Linked DNA regions of Homo sapiens: region 2 is linked to region 1. A link is a loop called in an ENCODE intact Hi-C map of the cell type or tissue named here. Cell type or tissue: PC-9. All regions are shown on one strand. Links, peaks and the distances in the headings refer to the core of each region. The heading gives the core; the rest is flanking DNA.

Evidence for each region. A loop is a pair of places that touch in the nucleus more often than their neighbours do. Peaks named below come from ENCODE experiments on the same cell type or tissue, not always from the same donor. Only the 100,000 strongest peaks of a DNase experiment are listed, where the experiment ranks them.
Region 2: it touches region 1 in a loop (5-fold over the local background); 6 of 110 quality-filtered maps call a loop at or near these places.

Annotation. Positions count from the first base shown.
Region 1 is chr3:113,894,183-113,902,529 of GRCh38, forward strand. GRAMD1C (GRAM domain containing 1C) reads left to right here. Exons shown (of 18, transcript NM_017577.5): 7 at 6,849-6,964. Among named protein-coding and RNA genes, the nearest start is that of ZDHHC23, 50 kb to the right of the region's middle. In PC-9, for the core only: no CTCF peak of the experiment used is centred there; a DNase peak (open chromatin) is centred at 3,299; H3K4me3 peaks cover 3,037 bases; H3K27ac peaks cover 1,432 bases.
Region 2 is chr3:113,844,545-113,852,891 of GRCh38, forward strand. GRAMD1C (GRAM domain containing 1C) reads left to right here. Exons shown (of 18, transcript NM_017577.5): 2 at 1-105. It also overlaps the pseudogene RPS10P4. Among named protein-coding and RNA genes, the nearest start is that of GRAMD1C, 9.9 kb to the left of the region's middle. In PC-9, for the core only: CTCF peaks have their summits at 257 and 456; a DNase peak (open chromatin) is centred at 3,737; H3K27ac peaks cover 1,528 bases.

The DNA.
Region 1 (8,347 bases), core at 204-8,203:
AATTATTTCATATTCCTACTGATATTCTTGTATTATTGCATTTAGGATTACAGATATTATAATATAGGCAGGATGTATGCAGAAAATTTACTTTTGTACTGTTGTTTTTTTTTTGAAATGGAGTCTTGCTCTGTTGCCCAGGCTGGAGTGCAATGGCATGATCTCGGCTCACTGCAACCTCCGCCTCCTAGGTTCAAGCGATTCTCCTGCCTCAGCCTCCTGAGTAGCTGGGATTACAGGTGCTTGCCACCACACCCAGCTAATTTTTGTATTTTTCATAGAGGCGGGGTTTCACCATGTTGGCCAGGCTGGTCTCGAACGCCTGACCTCAGGTGATCTGCCTGCCTTGGCCCCCCAAAGTGCTGGGATTACAGACGTGAGCCACCACGCCCGGCCTGTACTGTTTTTATCTTAGCAAGGTAATAGTGGTCTCTCTTGCCAGCACATGGGGGCTATGGGGAAGCTAGCTCTCCTTGGAAATTTAAGAGTATATTCTGAAAGTGAATATTTCAATCCAGGGTCTAATAGAGCAGAAATCTGTACTTATTTTGAATTTTAAGGCTTAAAGAGACAGAATGTCTTTTCATCTTATTCCCAAATGGCAGAAGAAGATAGCATATGTTAGATTCAGGGGTAAAGTAATGAGGGGAGCTTTTTAAATGTATACAGATATACGCTGTCTAAATTCTGATACATGTTACTCTAGCTTCTATTTTGGGAATCACTAAGTAGAAGGTTGACAGAAGGGTGTCCTATTCCTCAGGTGTGTTGGGGAAAAAGGGTTTAAAACAGTTGATTGAAAGTATTAGTGTATAAAAAGAAAGAATATATCGGTCTGAAGAGGACTTGGTCAGACGTAGGCCAAGAACTTAGGACTTAGGACAGAAAAGTAGAGTTGCAGAGGCAGACTTTGATCAATAGAGAACCATATGGAGATGGGACAGAGATGAATCATCATGCCCCACCAAGGTCACAGTAAATTGTCCCTTAAAGCTGTCTACTTTTGCTCTGATTCCATGCTTGTTGTGCCACTTTCTGATTGCTAATCTGACTTCCAAGGTATTCAGGTGTTCTGGGCGATAGAAGAAAAGATTTCTGATCACCAGAAAGGAATCTTCCCCACCGTGCATTAGTGTATTTCCAACTGAGCTAGTATCAGCTCGTGAGTGTGGCTTATATAAGTTGGCCTCCCTGAGCCAACTCTAGGATAGTGACAGCTCTGAGGCTTTTCTCTAAATAGTGGTCAGTTTACAAAGCCTATGTCAGCCACTGAGACCTTTTGGAGGAGTGTCATCCAGCTTTCTCCTTTAGCCTGCGCAACATTATCAAATCCCCTTGTTCTTTTATTTTGGAGTTACTGGAATTCCAAAAGTTTTCCAGTAGTGCTATCAATCTAATAAATGCAACATTCAGACCTACCTGGAAAAAAAATGAATATGAAATTGGTAACTATTTGTCACGTTTGCTATGTAATAGCATGGCAGTATAGAAGTGTTTGTATTATATAATTCCCTCTTTTTTACCTTCTTGATTGTCAGAACTCCTCTATCTATTTTCCCTTGGTCAGTGAGCTACACCGCCTTCTACCCAGTCACCCAAGCCAGAAACCTAGATGTATCCTTTTTCTTGCCTCTTTGCCAGCCAGCCGTGTCTAGTTGGTCACCAAGGTCATCATCATTTCTAGCTTGAACCATTACCAATGTCTTCTTATCTCTTTTTAACACCTGATCTGTCTTTGAGGTTGATGTCAAATAGTAGTGTTTTAAAATCATGTCTTTTAAAATCATAATTCTGAACTTGTTACTTTTCTATATGAAACCACTGGGTGGCTTTTGATATTTCGACAATGTAAAGTCCATATTCTTTGGCATGGCATACAAGGCTCTTCATGACCTGGCTGCTTCCTCCTTCCCCACTGTATCTCCTCTCCCTGCCTCACTCTCATGACACACACATGCTCAAGTGATGGGGAACTGGTTTGGCAAGCTGCATCATTCCTCTGGATGCTTGCATTTGACATACATGTGCTCATCCTGTGCTCATCTTACTTGACCTTTCGGCAGCGTTAGATACCACTGTATACTCCCTCTATTTTGAAATACTTTCTTCCCTTGCCTTTCATGACATTCTTTCTGGAATCTTCTCTTACCTTTCTGGTATTTCCCTGAATCTTTTTTTGCTGGCCACTCCTCTATTTTCTCTTTGTGTGTTGGGCTTTCTTGGGGTTCAGTTTTAGGTTCTGTTTTTCCCTCTGAAGCCTACTAAATTTAGCTCTGCCCTACATAGCAGTGGTTTGGTATAAGGATTTTTATATTTAGCAAAAATGTGTATAAATATCAGTTGTGGTACAGTTAATGTATATTTTCTCATAGCTATTTGTTCACCATCGTAAATATATTTAGTTACAATTTCAGTCAATGAGAACTACCATAATATGCTAAAAGCACTGCCTTTTAGACAGCGGAAGCTGCCCCCACAGTGGGCTTTCTTCATTTGAATGAGTAGTATTTTCAGCATCACTCTACTCTATCTCATTCTGCCATTGTATAAAATGATGAGATTTTAGCATCCCTCAAAAGGTTGATCCGTGGAGTTCATCAAGTAGCCTTTGATTTGTTTACACACATCACTAAATTAAATGGAATGACTAGGTAGAAATTAGGGCAAATTTTGCTTCTTTATTTAGAAGAAAAATTTTCTTCTGAGAAATAAATAGGAATTAGTAGATGAAACTGTACTGTCTATTATAGTCCAGATCACTGCCAGGGAATTATTCTAAATACACCAAAGTCAGAAATATTTTCAAAGAAAAGAATTATTGAGTAATCAAAATGTTGCCTTAAACCTTTCAGTGATGAGAGATGTGCCGGGTGCTTAGTAGAATTATTCCACCTGAACAGCTGGCTCTTCCTGCTATTTCCTTACGTTACATTTACAGCACTCAGAGATAGAATCTTTGGTTGTTGTAAAGGATTAATGCAAGAGTCTGATAGGAATACTACGTCAGTACTAGAGAAGTAGTATATGAAGAGGTAATCATGACATTCCCAGAATTGCATAGAAATTACTAGCATGGAGAAGAAAAATTAACCTGTAATATAGTTAATTTTAAAGATGAGATTAAAATAATATTGCAGTAGCTGTTTTATATCAATTTAGCATAAGCAAGATGTTTTTACTTTCATTTTGTTTTTTCTAATCTGTGCGTAGAACAGAGAAAATTAGGAACTGTCCCTTTAATAAAACCTGTTTACCTATCTTCTTCTTGTAGGAGTGGCTTAGGAACCTGTAGAGTGAGGTATAACTTCCAATTCTGCATTCTGACCTGCAACCTTGGAAAGAGTGCTGGTACTACAACCAGGAAGTGACAGATAATGTGCTTTAAACTACATTAGAAAAGCTTCTCATAGCAAAACTGAGAGATTGAAGCAGTGATTATTTTTACATAGTTGTCATTAAATATTTGGAGCTCTGCTGTGCATAGAGATGGCAACATACTTAGAATACACAGCTTTCTGGGCCAGAAATTGATCTTCTGACTTTTGAGCCTTATCTGATTACTGCTTGGTTCATCTTTATTTTGTTAAACTACTCTGTAGGCTGAAAGGGAGAGACTCTCCTTGGTTTGCAGGTGGGTGGTCAGCTTGTGTTTAAAATTTAGGTTGTTTTGAAGACTACTAAGGTAGATTATTTTTGCTGCTGATTATTGAAAGAATTATGAATATCAGGCTGGGCATATGTTTGAATGTTTGAATGTTCAACATGGCTGTAAATAACCACATTTTTATGAAAACTGGACAACTTTATAGAAAACGTCATTTTTAACAAATTGGCAAATCTACAAGATGGTGAATTACATGAGTTATATTTTATTTTCCATTAACCTGTTATATATATTAAATTACTAGCTTGAAAAGTATATTGTGATTACCCTGCTATTAACTTCCTGCTAGTATTTAATACAATATTCAAAACATTTATGTAGTCAAATAAAATTACATTTTTGTTGTTAGTATTTTACTAATAAGTTTCATTTCTTTTGCTGTTAGGAAGCTGCCTGAGTATTCATCATTGGTTTATCTTTTTGCTTTAGTCTGCCTTTGTAATCGTTTGATATCTATTATTTAAGAAAAGTTTTTATAAAAGATTAGTCTTACACAAGTATATTGAAATATTGCTTGCTTCTCATTATAAAGTTAACCATCCTAGTAAGACACTAAAATATTTCAAAGATAATTTCTTTGGAAGAATGAGTTAATTAGTAGTGTGAGTTATTATTGTGAAAAAAAGTTCACAACAAATGACTCATTTGGAGTGGAAGTCAGAAAATAAACGTGTATGTTCCTTTAATATCAAGGACAGTGGTTTCTTAATTTTCTCTACCACTAATGGTCCTTTTTATGTTTTTTTCTATGGACACTGTGCTTCCAAAGACTTTGTCTACCAAATAAGGGGTATACATTAAATAATAAATATTAAAACATCACTACTTGTTAGATATATATTATTTCCAGTGAGAATTTATTAGCCTGTGTTATCCATTGTAGGTTAATATAGTTCAGCTCGAAACAGAGGCTTGCCATTTCACTTAACTTGAATAGCTTTATTTTAGATAATTGGATATTTTTGACTTTTTGAAATATTATCTGATAATATCTGATGATAATATCTGAATTTTCATCATCTGCTCTTGTGGAATCCTGGTAATCTGGGCACAGTAGATTGGGAACTAGTGGTCTAAAGTGCAGACATTTTGTTCTTAATATCTTTGAAGGTCCATGAAATGTAATGAAGGTCATCTAGTATAACATAACAAACAAAGATGCCATAGTTACTAGACAGAGAAGAAAAAAGGAGGAAGAAAAAGGAAGTGGTATTTATTGTAGGGAACCCTGGGGAGGAATTCAAGGCATCTGTGTTGTGGCCCCATCAAGTCTATATTTATCTCTACTATTTCGCAACTTAAAATTTTTATTTCAGTTAGGCTGATAGACTACTGACTTCAAAACAAATGTTACTTATGTTCATGTATTTATTCTGTATTTTTAGTTGGTTTCCGTCTCTTCAACTTTTCCCATTTCTCCATTTCCCCATATTCTTCCTTTATCTCAGCTGAAAACACTTCTCCAATGTGAAGCTTTATCTGATCACACTAATCCACAGTCCTATTTCCTTCCTTTAGACTTTCATATCATGTTGACTGTACCAGTACTTTAGTGCATGATCATATTATATCTTGTCATATAACTTAAGAACATCCCATGTCTCTTCAACTATATTAAAAGTTGTTTGAGGGCCAGGAGCTTAACTTCTACATTATGTTTTTATGTTTATTCTCCTTAGCATCTAGTGCAGTAACGCACATTTGTTAGGTACTAAATAAATATCTGTTGAATGAATGAGAGAGATTATCTTACTAACAATTGCTTCAAGTGTTATGCTACTTCCTTACACCTTGCTTAAGCAGGTAATTAACTATCTGTAATGTTTTTAGACATCAGACCATTGGTTATCATAATATTGTTATTTAATTTTATTTTTCAACTGGAGGCCATTATCCTAAATCATAATAATACTGTTTTTGTTTTGCTAGGTAATGTGTGAGTTTGTTGTATTTGATGATTTAAAAATTTGTTAATTTCTGCCTACAAAGAAAGAACAAGCTGGACTTTATTAAAGATAAATCAAAGGAAAAATTCTGAAGTCCAGACTCTTGCATTTTATATATTAGGAAAATATAGTTTAAAATTTATTGATATATAAGATTTTTAAAGTGGTTAAAATATTCAGATACATTATGGATTAAGAGGACAGGTTCTAAGCTGACAGGGCTGAACGGTGATTCAGTGGTCATGGTAGACTGGTTAGATTGCAGAACTAAACTGAAGATCAGAGGCTAGGCACCATGTCTCACGCCTATAATATCAGCATTTTGGGAGGCTGAGGAGGGTGGATCACTTGAGGTCAGGAGTTCCAGACCAGCCTGGCCAACATGGTGAAACCCCATCTCTACTAAAAATACAAAAATTAGCTGGGTGTGGTGGTGCACACCTGCAATCCCAGCCACTCGGGAGGCTGAGGTAGGAGAATCGCTTGAACCTGGGAGGTGAAGGTTGCAGTGAGCTGAGATTGCACCACTGCACTCCAGCCTGGGTGGCACAGTGAGACTCCATCTCAAAAACAAGCAAACAAACTGCAGATCAGTAATTACCAGAAAGTATGAACAAATTATTATTATTATTATTATTATTATTTTGAGATGGAGTCTCGCTCTGTCACCCAGGCTGGAGTGCAGTGGCACAATCTTGGCTCACTGCAACCTCCGCCCCCTGGGTTCAATCGATTCTCCTGCCTCAGCCTCCTGAATAGCTGGGACTATAGGTGTGCGCCACCATGCCCAGCCAATTTTTGTATTTTTTTTTTTTAGTGGAGACCAGGTTTCACCATGTTGGCCAGGATGGTCTCGATCTCTTGACCTCGTGATCTGCCTGCCTCAGCCTCCCAAAGTGCTGGGATTACAGGCGTGAGTCACTGTGCCTGGCCTGAACAAATTATTTTACAGAAAGAAAATTTAAAACATTTTTAACCTCCCATTTTCAGTAGTTATTATAATATGTACTTTAAAATCATTTTATCTATTCCTTTTATGAACTCTGCCAGATAGCTTTTATTAACTCATTTTTATAGATATGCAAAATGGAGGTACAGAAAGGTCAAATAACTACCAAAGCCCCATATCTAGTCTTTGCACAACAGGTCATTTTTGACTTCAAAACTCATGTTTTGAATCACTGTGATATTATATTTTATATTTTCCAATGCTCAGTGTAATTTTTCTGTCACTTTAGAGCCTGACTAGACAGGAATTCTGGCAACTGCTCCAGCAGAACTATGGCACTGAGCTAGGTTTAAATGCTGAGGAGATGGAAAACTTGTCACTGTCGATTGAGGATGTGCAGCCAAGGTACAGCAAAATGTTTTGAAATGTCAAAATTTATCAATTATTAATCAAAGCAGAATTATTTTACATTCGACTAATTCTGAATTTCTAGTAATTTATCTTTGGCTGCCATTTGCCCCTTTGTTCTTTGTGGTGGAATGGGGTGAAAGGTGGGGACAGAGAATAGTTTGCTAAATAGGTAAGCACATATGAGATATATAAGGAAATGTTGGCTATGTCACTTAGGGTAGACTTAAAGTCTGGTTTTAGTAAGCCTGTTTATTAAGGATCTGGAGAAGTACCTAGTGAAATCTCTGAGTTTATAGATGACAGTAAAGTAAATTATATGGTAGGTGTTTTGAAGGATACAATAACATGATTTTTCCTCAGGAATTCCCTAACATAGTGCTTAGCATGTGGTTGGCACTCCATAAATATTGAATACATTAATGGAAGGAGCATATAGCCTACCGTGGAATGCAAATAATTGTAATACAAGGTCGATAATGGTAAGAGTCATAACAGAGTAACAGATAATGTGATAAAGAAATTAAGAGTACAGAGAGACTATTTTTGACTGATGAGGATTCATTTAGAAGAGTGGACATTTTTATTAACCTCTACAAGTAAAAGTGCATTATGTCCAGTGGAAATTGAGGCTGTTAGCAATAAAAACAATTAAGGAGAATACATTAAAATTCTATAGCAAACATTATGCTGAGTGAAAAAAGCCAGTCACAAAAGGCCATATATTGTATGATTCCATGTATGTGAAATGGAGTCTAGAACTGGTAAGTTTATAGAGACAGAAAGTAAATGGTAGTTGCCAGGAGCTGATAGGAAGGGAGAATGGGGAGTGACTGCAAGTGACTGCAAAGCATTTCTTTGTTGGGGTGATGACAATGTTCTACAATTAGTTAGTGGTGATGGTTGCCCAACTCTGTAACCCACTAAATTGTACACTTTACATGAAGTGAATTTTGTGGTGTGTGGATTATATCTTAAAAGCTGTTATTTAGAAATTCTATAGCAAATCTTAAAATGGAAATATTTTGAAAGTCTCAAAGTATGTGCAGAAATTTTACTCATCTAGGTAATCTACTTATGCTGATCCAATTTATATCTTTTCAGCTTAGCATCAGTATTTTATAGGCTTTTTTACATGGTTGCACATGTATATTTTATTAGCTTTCTGTAAAGTTAAAAATTTCCATTGTATTGTTCTCCTTGAGAAGTTTAGTAGCCTCTTGCCGGCTCTGGATTTGGATAGAAAAGCAGTTACTCTAATGCAAAGAGCCTTGGATTATGGTAAACAGGATCTGGATCTTAGTTAGGGTCACCAAACAGCCGAGCAACCTCAGGCAAATCTTTTCATTTTTTTGATTCTCAGTTTTCTCGTCTATGAAA
Region 2 (8,347 bases), core at 129-8,128, 50 kb before region 1:
GAAGATGTAGAGGAAAATCCTAGTCCAACTGTGGAAGAGAATAATGTGGTAGTTAAAAAACAGGGGCCAAATTTACATAATTGGAGTGGTGACTGGAGCTTTTGGGTAATTTCTTTTTTTACGTCTTTATTTTAATCTTGAATACAAATTTTCTTTAAATCTGCAAGGAGTCATATAGTATTTGTAAAATTTCCTTCTTAGCTTCTAGATTTTAGATGTTTCAATTTTAGTCCAGAGTCCCAAAGACATTTCTGATTATTCTCTCCTTTGACCACTAGAATGCACTGTTGTCTGGTTCGATGAAATGGAATTAATCTGCTTCAGTTTCCTTGTGTGAAAACTACACCACAGAAGTGGATTCCACTTACACTGTAGCTCACTGTATTGTCAAGAGACTAATGTTATATAGAAACCATATTTCTGAATGTTACTGAGAAGCCAGCTATTTTATATAATTTTGATTTAAAAAATTCATTCCTGTACGTAAAGGAAGTTTAGCAGTGTTCAACCTATAGTGTATAATGACTATAAGATGGTTTTAAAGTTAGAAGCTACATATTCTGTTTCCATTGTGTTCATTCGGTTGTGTAATCTGGATGTGCTTCAGGTTTCCCCACTGGAAAATGAGACTACTGCTTGTTGATTAGGCACATTAAGATCTTAGAGTCTTTTTGGAAGAAAAACACTTCTGTATGTTACAAATGCTAACATTTATTATATTAAAGGACTCATTCTAAATCTAGCAATTCCTGTGAGAGTTATGAACCATTTGATAGAATCTGGTGTGATACAACTATAAGTGAAAATTATGTAGGATGGTAAGGCATGTATAGTTCCAATTAGTTCATTAGAAAGCTGATCTCTTGGCTGGGCACGATAGCTCACGCCTGTAATCCCAGCGTTTTGGGAGGCTGAGGTGGGCAGATTGCTTGAGCCCAGGAGTTTGAGACCAGCCTGGGTAACATGGCAAAACCCAGTCTCTACAAACAAACAAACAAACAAAAATTAGCCAGGCGTGGTGGCACATGCCTACAGGCTACATCCCAGCTACTCAGGAGGCTGAGGTGGGAGGATCACCTGAGCCTGGGAAGTTGAGGCTGCATTGAGCCATGATCGTGCCACTGCCCTCCAGCCTGGGTAACAGAGAGAGACCCTGTCTCAAAAAAATAAAAATAAAAATAAAAATAAATCTCATCTTTTGAGGATTAGGTATCCTTGGTAGCAGATTTTCTTGTAATTTTAGAGTAGGCTAAAAAAAGATTCATTAACAGGTTATAAAGATTAGTACAAGTACCATCATTCTGTTCATAATTAGCAGTTCAGTTCATTGGAATCTTAACAGTTATTGAATCTTAACGTGACTAAAACGTTTGATTTCCTATTAAGAAACGTGACATTATAAGTTTTTTTGAAATATTTTCTAAGGAAAATATTTAATTGCTAAGAAATATACAAAAATAACAATACATCCTAAAAATAATGTCATGTCTATTGACTATATTATTTTTGGTCATATTTAGAAAAGGTTTATGACAATATTGTAGTATTATGACCTTTCTGCACTAATTTTTTTTTTTTTGAGGCAGAGTTTCGCTCTTGTCACCCAGGCCAGAGTACAATGGTATGATCTCCAGTCATTGCAACCTCTGCCTCCTGGGTTCAAGTGCTTCTCCAGCCTCAGCCTCCCAAGTAGCTGGGATTACAAGCACCTGTCACCACACCCAGCTAATTTTGTATTTTTAGTAGAGACGGGGTTTCATCATGTTGGCCAGGCTGGTCTTGAACTCCCGACCTCAGGTGATCCGCCCGCCTCGGCCTCCCAAAGTGCTGGGATTACAGGCATGAGCCACTGTGCCCGTCCTCTGCACTGATTTTTTTTTCTAGCTTATGTTTTAGATTGGGGAACCTTCATACTCTTAGGGACTATCTACAGGGCTAAGTAGTTACTGTGGTTACTATTGACAGACTTAAAGCAAGAAAAATGGTAATGCAAGAAAAGGAAAAAGCAAAGGAAGGAGATAATTTAGAAATAGGAGAGAAAAAAAGAGGGATGTGTTCTAGATCCTTGCTACTAAAGGTGTAGTATGGGGGCCAGCAGATTTGGCATCATCTGCTGGCAATGCAGAATCTTGGGCCCAACCTCAGACTTACTGGATCACAATCTTCATTTTTCACAAGATTTTTAGGTGATTTACATTTAAATTAAAGTTTGAGAAGCACTGATTTAGAGTGTCAGAGGTTTACTTTGGCTCAGTTTGGGCCCCTAAGCTGATTGCAAACACTTCATTTTAAGGACATTGTATATGAATTCATATAGAATAGACCTAAAGAGAAGTACAGTATCTCATAAGTTTTACAGACTTTTCTACAGGTCAGTTACCCAGACACCAGAACTGTCAACAACTCAGAAGCAAACAAAAACAAAAAAAAGACCCCATATAGCTAAATCAGAGTTCATGCTGATATAGCTGGTAATAGGAGAGATCCTCAAATCTTCATTTGGTGTTTCTTTATTTTTTGCTATATTTTTTATAAGCTTAAATAAACTGAATAGGATATTGAAGGTAGGGAAATTAGTTGATAATAACACATAGAGATACCAGCAAGAAATGATAGCAGAAACTCAAAAAAAGTGAAGAAACCCAGACCTTTGTTTTTATATTTTTTAATTTTTTTACTGATATCTCTTATTCTCTTTCATCATTCAAGTTTGTTCAAAACATTACAAGAGACATGAAAGGAAAAATAATTGCATTTTTAAAACTCAGTCTGTCCAAAATATAACATATGAAACCATGCTATTATATCTTAGGAAATAACAACATTCAAAGTTAATTTGATATCAAAGTTCAAGATGAAGACTAACCTCAAAGTATGGCATGTGCAATGAAACCTGGACCTTTTAATGTGGAGGCCAAAGGTCTGTGCAGCTAAATTGGCTCTAAATAGTACTGTAGTTGGTAGAAATGGTGTTTTAAAAGTCTGGAAAATAAATAATTCATTTTTTCTCTGCCATTTAAAATCCATCAACATCTACCACAACTCTAGCATGTTGCTGTTGTTTTCTTCATTCTCCCCCAAATAAAGTAGGTATTGAAGAAAAACAAATATGATGGGGAATTCACTGAGGGGTCTAAAATTAACACAAGGAAGACAAGCCAGGCATTGTAGCACATGCCTGTAGTCCCAGGGGCTCAGGAGGCCTGAGAAAGGGGATCACTCGAGCCCAGGAGTTTGAATCCAGCCTAGGCAATATAGTGAGATCCCATCTCTAAAACAAACAAATGAAAATAAAACAAAACACAAGGAAGACAAGTAGCATAACAGGAATGTATTCATAAGGCACATGACCTGGTATGTAAGCAAATAATTAGGGATGTCAGAGCCATTTCACTGGAATACCCAAGGAACCTAGAGTTGTGCTTTTTCACTTTAGAGAGGTTTCTAGCAAAAGAATGGATAACTTTAAAAAGTATTGGTATTTACAGAGTTAAGCTACAGGGATCTGGGAAGTTCACTAATGTAGAATAATTCATATGTTCTAGCCTGGCTAAATCAGTTGTTCCACAGTAGTGAATTTAGAGGGCAGCATGATATAATTGAACACATTGGAGACTGCGAACAAAATATCTGGAATAGAGTCTCTGCTCTGCATCTGGTGATTTCAGGGTGTGGTCATCTTGAGTATGTTGCATAACCTGTCTCACCTCAGTTACCTCACCTATAAAATTAGAGATTGGGTCATGGTATTACAACACTGGTCTGTCTTGAATCAGTAGTAACCTCATGCTGTTTAACAGATTGGCTAATAAGTGCCTTTCTGACAGTAAGACTAATTTAAATAATAAGAATTAACTCTCTATGGCTGTTGATAGTGAGCAATGGCTTAAGATTTTCAGATTTTTTATTTCAATTCTATAGTTTAAAGATAGGAATCTTAGTTGTTGTATTTGTTTTTTTTTTTATTTTAAAATATTGGGCCAGACATTGTGGCTCATGCTTATAATCCCAACACTTTGGGAGGCCAAGGTGGGAGGATCACTTGAGGCCAGGAGTTTGAGACCAACCTGAGCAACATAGTAAGACCCCCATCTCAACAAAACAAAATAAAAATTAGCTGGCTGTGGTGGCTTGCACCTGTAGTCCCAGCCACTTGGGAGGCTGACATGGAAGGATTGCTTGAGTCCAGGATTTGAGGTTATGGTGCGCTGTGATCATGCCACTGCATTCCAGGCTAGGCGACAGAGAGAGACGCTGTCTCAATAAAATAAGATAAAATAAAAATTTAATTCTGTATGTGAGAAATGAGTTTTATTATTACCTTTTAAACCCTAATTAAACAATAAAAATTATGTGAAATGATGAAATGAAATTTAAAATAATGGCAAATATTTATGCTTTTGCCCATTAACTTAGTAAAAAAATATATAGCAAAATGTAAAACAAACAAACAACCAAAAAACTCTTAAAACAAAAGACTTACTTTCTTCTTGGCTAGAGTAATAGTATATTCCATGTGGATTAAGATCCCAGAGGCAAGGCAGACAAAGATCTGCAACATATGCATTTATTTAGTGCAAATTCTTTTAGCGATATAGAGTAAGCAACTATTGGGAGTAGAAAATAGCCTTTGAGATTGTTCATTGTGTGTGTTCAGAAGATGACATACTTACCTGGGATTTTTTAATAGAAGTAATAGTGCTTTGGATAAGCTAGTTAATATTTTATTTATTTATTTATTTATTTATTTATTTATTTATTTATTTTTTATTGATCATTCTTGGGTGTTTCTCGCAGAGGGGGATTTGGCAGGGTCATAGGACAATAGTGGAGGGAAGCTCAGCAGATAAACAAGTGAACAAAGGTCTCTGGTTTTCCTAGGCAGAGGACCCTGCAGCCTTCCGCAGTGTTTGTGTCCCTGGGTACTTGAGATTAGGGAGTGGTGATGACTCTTAACGAGCATGCTGCCTTCAAGCATCTGTTTAACAAAGCACATCTTGCACCGCCCTTAATCCATTCAACCCTGAGTGGACACAGCACATGTTTCAGAGAGCACAGGGTTGGGGGTAAGGTCACAGATCAACAGGATCCCAAGGCAGAAGAATTTTTCTTAGTACAGAACAAAATGAAGTCTCCCATGTATACTTCTTTCTACACAGACAGGGCAACCATCCGATTTCTCAATCTTTTCCCCACCTTTCCCCCCTTTCTATTCCACAAAACCGCCATTGTCATGATGGCCCGTTCTCAATGAGCTGTTGGGTACACCTCCCAGACGGGGTGGTGGCCTGGCAGAGGGGCTCCTCACTTCCCAGTAGGGGCGGCCGGGCAGAGGCGCCCCTCACCTCCCGGACGGGGCGGCTGGCCAGGCGGGGGGGCTGACCCCCCCACCTCCCTCCCGGACGGGGCGGCTGACCGGGCGGGGGGCTGACCCCCCCACCTCCCTCCCGGACGGGGTGGCTGGCCGGGCGGGGGGCTGACCCCCCACCTCCCTCCCGGACGGGGCGGCTGGCCGGACGGGGGGCTGAACCCCCAACTCCCTCCCTAGAGCCCCTCCAGCTAGTTAATATTAAATATTCTTTTGTGCTTTGATAATTCATTAAGATCTTTAAAAATATTTGTCAATTGTATATACTTACTTTTTTTTTTTGCTGTACGTTTATTCAATGCAAAATAATAATACTCTCCAGTTTTACTGAGGTGGCTGACCACGTCCACGACCAAATCTGCCTTTAAACTGGAATTCGGTTGCTGACACAGCCCCAGCCTCGACTTTCTTGTTGGCACCAGGGGGCACAAAACTCCGTCTGTAGGTATCTCTGTCGGCTTCCCCTTTTGTGAGTCTTGCAGGTCGCTCACCCTCCAGACCTTTAGGCCAAGGCCTGCCAGTCTCTGGATGGCTGCAGCGTAGGGTGGCAGCACAGTCTCCGGGGCAGATGAAGATAATCATGGAGATACTGGATGCCCTCATTGGTAAGGTACCAGTAGAAATGTCTCCAGGCAAACTGTTCCTTCACGTAGCCTCAGGACTTGAGAGACTGCATGGCCTTCATGACATGAAGGTTGGGCACATTCTTGTCTGCCAGCTCGGGTGCTTAGGCATGTGGACGTCCTTCTTGGCCACCATGACTCCCTCCTTAAAAAGGAGTTCATAAATGGCAATCCGGTTCTTCTTAGGCATCAACATCTCCGCTGCTGTAGGGTCCGGGGCTGAGGCTGGAAAGGATATACTTAATTTTTTTTTTATTTTTATTTTTTTAATTTTTATTTTTTTTGAGATGGAGTATTGCTCTGTCACCCAGGCAGGAGTGCAGTGGTGTGATCTTGGCTCACTGCAAACTCCGCTTCCCCGGGTTCACACCATTCTCCTGCCCCAGCCTCCCAAGTAGCTGGGACTACAGGCGCGTGCCACCACGCCCGGCTAATTTTTTGTATTTTTAGTAGAGACAGGGTTTCACCATGTTAGCCAGGATGGTCTTGATCTCCTGACCTCGTGATCTGCCCTCCTCGGCCTCCCAAAGTGCTGGGATTACACGCGTGAGCCACTGCACCCGGCCTATACTTCTTTAATAGCAGATTTAGCTAATCATTGTATTTTTAAACTGGAGGGATTTGTAAAGTTTTCTGAAATGCGTAACTAAAATTAAGTTTACTCAGGGGTCCTTTGTGTGTTCCTCTTTGAATAATTGTTTATTTGAAAATCTTGAAAACTATGCATAAAGAAGATAGGAGATCTCAGATTCCTCAGGTCTTTGATTTAGGAAGGGAAATAGAAAAAAAGATGGAGTAGGAGAATTTTAAAAAAGATTAGAGTTCGAATTGATTTTTTAAAATTTTTTTGTTTTAAAACGTTTTAAGAATAAACAGATTTTCAACCATTATCTACATATATGCAAATAATAACTAGTATACTTAGGTTTTAATAGAAAATATTTATATTTGAATTTTTCTAGATAATAGTCAAGTTTTCTTTCTTTCTTTTTTTTTTTTTTTTGAGACAGTCTCACTCTGTTGCCCAGGCTGGAGTGCAGTGCTGTGATCTCGGTTCACTGCAGCCTCCACCTCCTGGGTTCAAGTGATTCTCCTGCCTCAGCCTCCTGAGTAGCTGGGACTACAGGTGCACGCCACCAGCTGAGCTAATTTTTGTATTTTTAGTAGAGATGGGGTTTCACCATGTGAGCCAGGCTGTTCTCAAGCTCCTGACCTCAGGTGATCCATCCACCTCAGCCTCCCAAAGTGCTGGGATTGCAGGCCTGAACCACTGTGCCTGGCCAAGTTTTCTTTAACTGTGCAAAAAATCAGAAGCCTTTATTCTGTACTTTATTTATTTATTTATTTATTTGAGGTGCAGTCTCACTCTGTCAGCCAGGCTGGAGTGCAGTGGCATGATCTCGGCTCACTGCAACCTCCGCCTCCTGGGCTCAAGCGATTCTCGTGCCTCAGCCTCCCGGGTAGCTGGGATGAGAGGTGCGTACCACCACTCCCGGCCTATTCTGTACTTTATCAGTAACTTATCCTACTCACATTATTAACAGGTAAATTTTTCTACTGAGAAGTGGGGAATAAAACTGATTTTTTTTTGCCACAAATCTGTTTTATACATACATAGTAAGGATTAATTAATGTTGTACTATTAAAAAAATCCCAAGAGGATTAATTAGTATGTTTGTAACATACTTTGGCAACTGGGGAGAATAGGTTTCCTGTAATCATGTTGTCCTCCACAACAACATGTCTTGGATTTATTCAAGCTTATAAAGGATATTTCAGATTTTTACTTTGGTGACTGATAAAAAAGAATAAACTCATTTTCTAATTTATGTTGGATTAAAAAAACATTTTATCCAATTTGAAAAATTTTAAGTATAGTTAGATACTGCTCGATAAACCTAGATATCTTTTAACAGTTTTAGGAATAAAAACCAACACTTCTGGCAATACAAGAAGGGGACGATTTAAATGCTCTTCTGCTAAGGGTACCTAGCAATGCTGGATGAAATGTTTCAAACTTTTTTTTAATAATGAATGTCTTGGCTCACAAAACAGCGAGGGAAATATACCTAAGGGGTTAAAAAAAAAGAAAAAAGAGGGAACTGATTACCAGAGTTGTAAGCCCATAAGCTAATGCCGAGGTACCCGTGAGGAATTTGCTCAGCTTTAATGGCTATGCTGTGATAGGAGATAGGAGATAGCACCTTGAACTTGTATGAGCTGGAACTGAAAACTCTTTATAAAGCCTGACTCCCATACCCTCTGTGAAATACAGATGAAAAAAATCCACTACATCCACAGGTTGAAGACAAGGAAACTTGTCTGTCTAAGCCAGGGCTTAGGGTGGGAGTGGGGG